Linked DNA regions of Homo sapiens: region 1 is linked to region 2. The links are chromatin contacts, found by Hi-C or POLR2A ChIA-PET in ENCODE. All regions are on one chromosome and are shown on one strand. The core of a region is the stretch at or near the end of the contact, and the rest is flanking DNA. Distances in the headings are between cores, read along the strand shown. Region 1 has its middle 31 kb from the start of MXI1. Region 2 overlaps MXI1 (MAX interactor 1, dimerization protein).

Region 1 (2,827 bases), core at 266-2,765, 100 kb after region 2:
GAAGGGCCCCGGCCTGGAGTTTCTGACCTACTGTGCGGGGCTCTCTGCCCCAGTGTGGGAGGGGAGAAGTGAAATGGCAATTACCATGTGATGCGGCTAGTGTTGCAGACGTCAGCCCAGGGCCTGCACAGAGCACATTTCTCCAACATAGGGAATCCGAATCTGGGGACCGGTGGCCAGGGCTGGCTTCTAGGAAGGTGACCATAATGCTGAGTTCAAACAAATGAACAAGTAGAAAGGCAAAGAAAGGAGAAAGGGCACTCCAAGCGGAAGGAACAGCAAATGCAAAGGCATGGAGGTTCTTAGAAATATAAAATAGGTTCAGGCCGGGCGCGGTGGCTCACTCCTGTAATCCCCAGCACTTTGGGAGGCCGAGGCGGGCGGATCACGAGGTCAGGAGATCCAGACCATCCTGGCTAACACAGTGAGAACCTGTCTCTACTAAATAATACAAAAGACTAGCCGGGCGTGGTGGCTGGCGCCTGTAGTCCCAGCTACTCGGGAGGCTGAGGCAGAAGAATGGCAAGAACCTGTGAGGCGGAGCTTGCAGTGAGCCGAGATGGCGCCACTGCAGTCCAGCCTGGACGACAGAGCGAGACTCCGTCTAAAAAAAAAAAAAAAAGAAATATAATAGGTTCGGGGCCGGGCGCGGTGGCTCACGCCTGTAATCCCAGCATTTTGGGAGGCCGAGGCGGGCGGATCACCTGAGGTCGAGAGTTCGAGAACAGCCTGACCAACATGGAGAAAGCCTGTCTCTACTAAAAATACAAAATTAGCCAGGCATGGTAGCGCATGCCTGTAATCCCAGCTACGCAGGAGGCTGAGGCAGGAGAATCCCTTGAACCTGGGAGGTGGAGTTTGCAGTGAGCCGAGATCGCGCCATTGCACTCTAGCCTGGGCAACAAGAGCAAAACTCTGTCTCACAAAAAAAAAAAAAAAAAAAGAAATATAATAGGTTCGGGACCTTAAATGGGACAGCCAAATTCATAAGACTGGCCAGCTCATACTTTTAGCTTTTGGGCTTTCCAAAGCTCAAATTACATCTCAGTTTGCTCTTATCCAGCCTCGAGGTCCTGTAGGCTGTGTCCCTGCCCCGGAGCATAACTCCACACAGTTGTGGAAGCCAGGGAGCGCCAACAGTTGGCCGGTCAACCTTGACTCCTTTTCCATAAAGGGTTTGGGCTGCAGCTTCATCTCCTGAAATACATCTGCCTTGTGAACAGCCAGTCTGCCGTGAAAGAGTTTCTCACTGAAGGCAATTTTGTTATTAGGAAAAAAAAAAGCCCCTGTCACCCCTTTCCTCTCCTAACTCCCTGACATGAGTCCGTGTCATTAGTTACTCGCTTCAGCAGTTTTATTATGGAAATGACATATTGAAATACAAATTGGGACGCGTACAGTATAATTACTAATACTGCATATTCATTTCCTCCCTTTGTTACTGTTGAGTCCCCATAAAGCCCTCTCCCCAGCCACGTCCCAGTCCTGTGTGCAGTGGCTTCTGTGTCTCTTTTCTTCTGAGGGCCAGGCGGGGCTGAGAGGGGAAACGCAGCCAGAGGAAGTACCTGCCTTCCCCAAGAAGGGCTATTTTTGTGACAATGCTGAGCTGAGGCGGCAATCGGGGACTCCGAGGTCCAAAGGCTTCCCAGCTCGTCCCAGGCAAACAGCTCTCTGACTGAGCCAGACATGGAAAGTCCCAGCCAGGGGACGTTTTTAAAAAATTAAATGCACCAAAACAAGCATTTCCAGTGATATAAGGGCCAGTGGCCTGGGCTGGGCTATGCCATCCTCCAGGGCCCCTTCCCTTTCTTCCCTCGGCACCTTCTCAGGAGAAGGAGGTCACAGAAGCTGGGCAATTTGGACACCTATCAGGGTGGCACAGGCAGGCATTCTGTGCTGTGTAACCTACCCCATCTCCCTCAGCAGCCTTGGTTTCTGCCCCTCCCCAGGGGAGCATCATGCTGCAAATACTGTATGCACAAGTGGCTAAGAGAGTGACTTCTGGGTTGTAATCTCAACTTTCTGCCACTTAACAGAGAGTGCTTCTTAGGGAAAATTTGCCTTGTCCCTTTGTAACTCAATATCCCCATCTGTAAAGTGGGACTACTAGCAGTTTCCATCTCAAGGAGGTATTATTAGGATTAAATGTTTTAATTAGGCAAACATGTTAAACAGAAATATTAGTTTTTTTCCCCTTTGGGCAGCAGGAAATATTGCCTCCCCTGCTCCCCTGACCCTTGCCCCCCTCCTTTGGCCAGCAGTGACAGGTGGGCCAGTTCTGAGCCTATGCCCCGAGAGGTTTTACCCACTCTGCTCTCTCTTGGAATTCTGTCTCTGCCTTGGGACTATGCCCAGGCTAGCCTGCTGGATGATAAGAGACTAAGTGAGGCAGAGCTGAATCAGCCTCATTGTCCCAGCTGAGGCCCTAGATATGTGAGAAAGCACAGCCAACCTACAGATGACCAATAGCTGAACACAGGTGCACACGTGAAGCTGTTCTAGACCAGAAGAACCACTACATCAACCCACAGACTCAAGAGCTAAACACAAGCATATTATTTTAAGCCACTACATTTTGGGGTGGTTTGTTATGCACAATAGCTAACTGATGCATATAGTAAGCTATTATTGCCCTTTCTCCCTCCTCTGGTACCTCCTGTCTATGTCTCTTGACCTATTGCCCATCTACATTGAAGTCCTAGGGACAAAGACGTAACAAAATATCAAGGTGAGAACATAGGCCCTGTAGTCAGACAGAGTTCAGTTCCCAGGCTGTGGCATGTACAGAGAGGTGACTTTTCCCAAGTAATTTCTGTTCCGTTATAGG
Region 2 (2,700 bases), core at 184-2,683:
TCTCCAAATGTAAGACTTCAAATCACCAGTGTTCACCTCTGGGATCTTTTAATGTGATATGAAGCCTGATGTGGTGGAAGCTTTGGGAAGAACAATCAGTAAAATTCAAACCATTCTTTTTTGGTTGACTTCTGTTCTTTAACTCTGTCAAAGATAAATATTCTAGGATAGATGGAAAGAGAAATAAAGGGTGTTGTACTTTAAAATCTACATATAAAAATTCACATCACCAGTAGTAAAAACTTCGACATCGTGTATCTTCCTGACACAATGGATTGAGAAAGGCACAACATCATTTCTTTTCTTTTTTTTTTTTTTGAGACGGAACCTCACTCTGTTGCCCAGGCTGGAGCGCAGTGGCATGATCTCGGCTCACTGCAAGCTCCGCCTCCCGGGTTCACGCCATTCTCCTGCCTCAGCCTCCCGAGTAGCTAGGACTACAGGCGCCTGCCACCACGCCCGTCTAATTTTTTGTATTTTTAGTAGAGACAGGATTTTACCATGTTAGCCAGGATGGCCTCGATCTCCTGACCTTGTGATCTGCCCGCCTTGGCCTCCCAGAGTGCTGGGATTACAGGCATGAGCCACCGGGCACAACATCATTTCTGTGATATTCCTTACCCCAACTGTATACCCTCAATCTAATCATTTGAAAACATCAGACAAACCTAAATTGAGGGACATTATATAATTTATAATATAAATATATAAATATATTTTTTTTCAAGGAAAAAACAAAAAGTTTTATAGTCCACACTGGCACTGCTGTAGACAATATTATGATTGCATAAAACCTACAATGTTACTCTGTTGGCTAGAAAGAAAGCAAATACAGTGCCTCCCAACATACCTTCCCTAAATCCAGATACAGAGATGTTTAGTATTTCATTAGAGAAGAGGCAAGCTGCCTACCTCGCTCTGAATCAGAACGATCTGAAGAAATAGTTGATCCAATGCTGTCCATTCGTATTCGTTCCATCTCCTGAGGACCCTGCAGCTGTTCCAGTCGCCACTTTAAAAATCTCTGTTCTCGTTCCAAATTCTCGAGCTGGTGCTGGCTTTTTCTTTCAGCTTCTTCAAGTTTCTGAAATGATGAAATGATTTTTACATTTGTGTATAGTCCAGTACAAACAATAAAACTGATTCCTCCTTTAGCAGAGAAAACATGAATGAATATACATGTGTGAGTGTGTATAAAAATATATAAATACATTTTAAAGCCTCCAAAATGAGAATGCATATAAATACATATTTTTAAAAATAAAAAATAGTTTTGTCTTTACTTTTGTGTGTATGTAATGAATGCTATGTTACTTGAACAAGATGGACTTCTAAAAGTCTGTAAAGTAATCTCCACGGAGAAACTTCCTCTAGTATGGTATTTGATGGAAAAATACGGAAGGACACAGCCAAATGAAGTCATCTCCACCAGAGGGCACAACTGCCTTCCGAGTATGAAGAGGGTAATTGTTATTTTCCTAGTGTTCTCAGTTCTTCAAATGGCCACGCTGTCAAAACAATTTAGTTTAATCAGGTTATGTTGTTCCCATCAGATTAGCTGGTAAGTTTTTAGAAAGACTTCTCTTGAGGTCAGTTATTAAGGAGGGCATGGTGAACTAGCTGATGTATATGAATAGGAATCAGTGCCAATAATTAAACCAGAACTGAGGGAATTGTGCAAATCTGAAAGTAAAAATTCTCACCTTGATGTGTGCTTTGGCTTTGTTGAGCAAACCAAGTGTTGTGTGCCGGGTGCAGTCTGGTCCTAGTGGAATCAGAACTTTTAAGCGTTCTAAACAAAGGCGCAGATGAGCTCGTCTAAGAAAGACAAAAAGTCAAATCAGCACAGTCTGGTTATTTCACTAGAAATATCATAAAACCTATTTTAAGATAAACAATAATTTGCATTTATTCAGCCTATAGGATAGATGTCACACCCCTAATTCTCCACTGTCAAAGAATGTAGGGGTGGCCGCATTTCAGTCTCTGCTATTTCTGTTGTACTCTTTAGACAACACTCACTTTAGATTATTATCCCCAATGGTAATCTCTGTCAAGATGGTTTATTTTTTAACTCACCCCATAAACTGTCTCAACTGTATTAATATGGAAGTGTGAAAACATACCAGGACAATTGTATTTGATCTTGAATAACTAAAACCACAGGCGAGAGGAGAGGTTTTCAGCTATGGTACCCCAAGGGAATATAATATGCTCACAAGTTTCTATTTCCCCCCTCCCACCTTTTACTTGCTTGCACGTGTGTGGGCACACACACACACACACACACACACACCCTACCTCTCTACAACTGTAGCCATCCTACAGTGTGTTACATGTTGTTATATATTAGTTTGAACCACATGAAATTTCTGATATTCAACCACTTTTCACTTATAAAAATGTTGATTTCTTATACTCCAATACAACAGAAACAGCAAAATTCTGTGACCAGCTAGGGTAGGGTTAGACAAAATATATGCCCTGTGGTCAATTCTAGCCACAGAAATAACCCATAAAATAATCCCCTGCTTCCTATCTAAGTGTGCTAGCTCGTTAGCTTAATTTTTATTTCTTTTTTCTCTTCCTCTCTCGTCTCTCTCACTACCTGCCTCCAATCCACAAGGACAACAGGTGACAAAAATTACTTACTGAAAGTCATTGCATTCTCTAATCTATCCTTCCTGTGGGAAAGTTGAG

Evidence for each region. A loop is a pair of places that touch in the nucleus more often than their neighbours do. ChIA-PET counts read pairs that join two places held with the same protein, here RNA polymerase II (POLR2A). Pooled maps may share reads with other maps.
Region 1: a loop to region 2 is called in a pooled map, with 2.1 times the contacts of the local background. The contact joins two enhancer-like sites. A Hi-C loop is called at or near these places in 2 of 50 pooled maps. POLR2A ChIA-PET finds 5 or more read pairs at or near these places in 4 of 52 experiments (CD4-positive, alpha-beta memory T cell, H1, activated CD4-positive, alpha-beta T cell and 1 more).

Annotation. Positions count from the first base shown.
Region 1 is chr10:110,175,139-110,177,965 of GRCh38, reverse strand. No RefSeq gene overlaps it. Among named protein-coding and RNA genes, the nearest start is that of MXI1, 31 kb to the left of the region's middle. Within about 2 kb of position 1,515, at least 4 of the 41 ENCODE cell types and tissues checked have a DNase peak (open chromatin) inside an H3K27ac peak, as active enhancers do.
Region 2 is chr10:110,278,298-110,280,997 of GRCh38, reverse strand. MXI1 (MAX interactor 1, dimerization protein) reads right to left here. Exons shown (of 6, transcript NM_130439.3): 4 at 1,704-1,818; 5 at 913-1,084. Among named protein-coding and RNA genes, the nearest start is that of SMNDC1, 25 kb to the left of the region's middle. Within about 2 kb of position 1,433, at least 4 of the 41 ENCODE cell types and tissues checked have a DNase peak (open chromatin) inside an H3K27ac peak, as active enhancers do.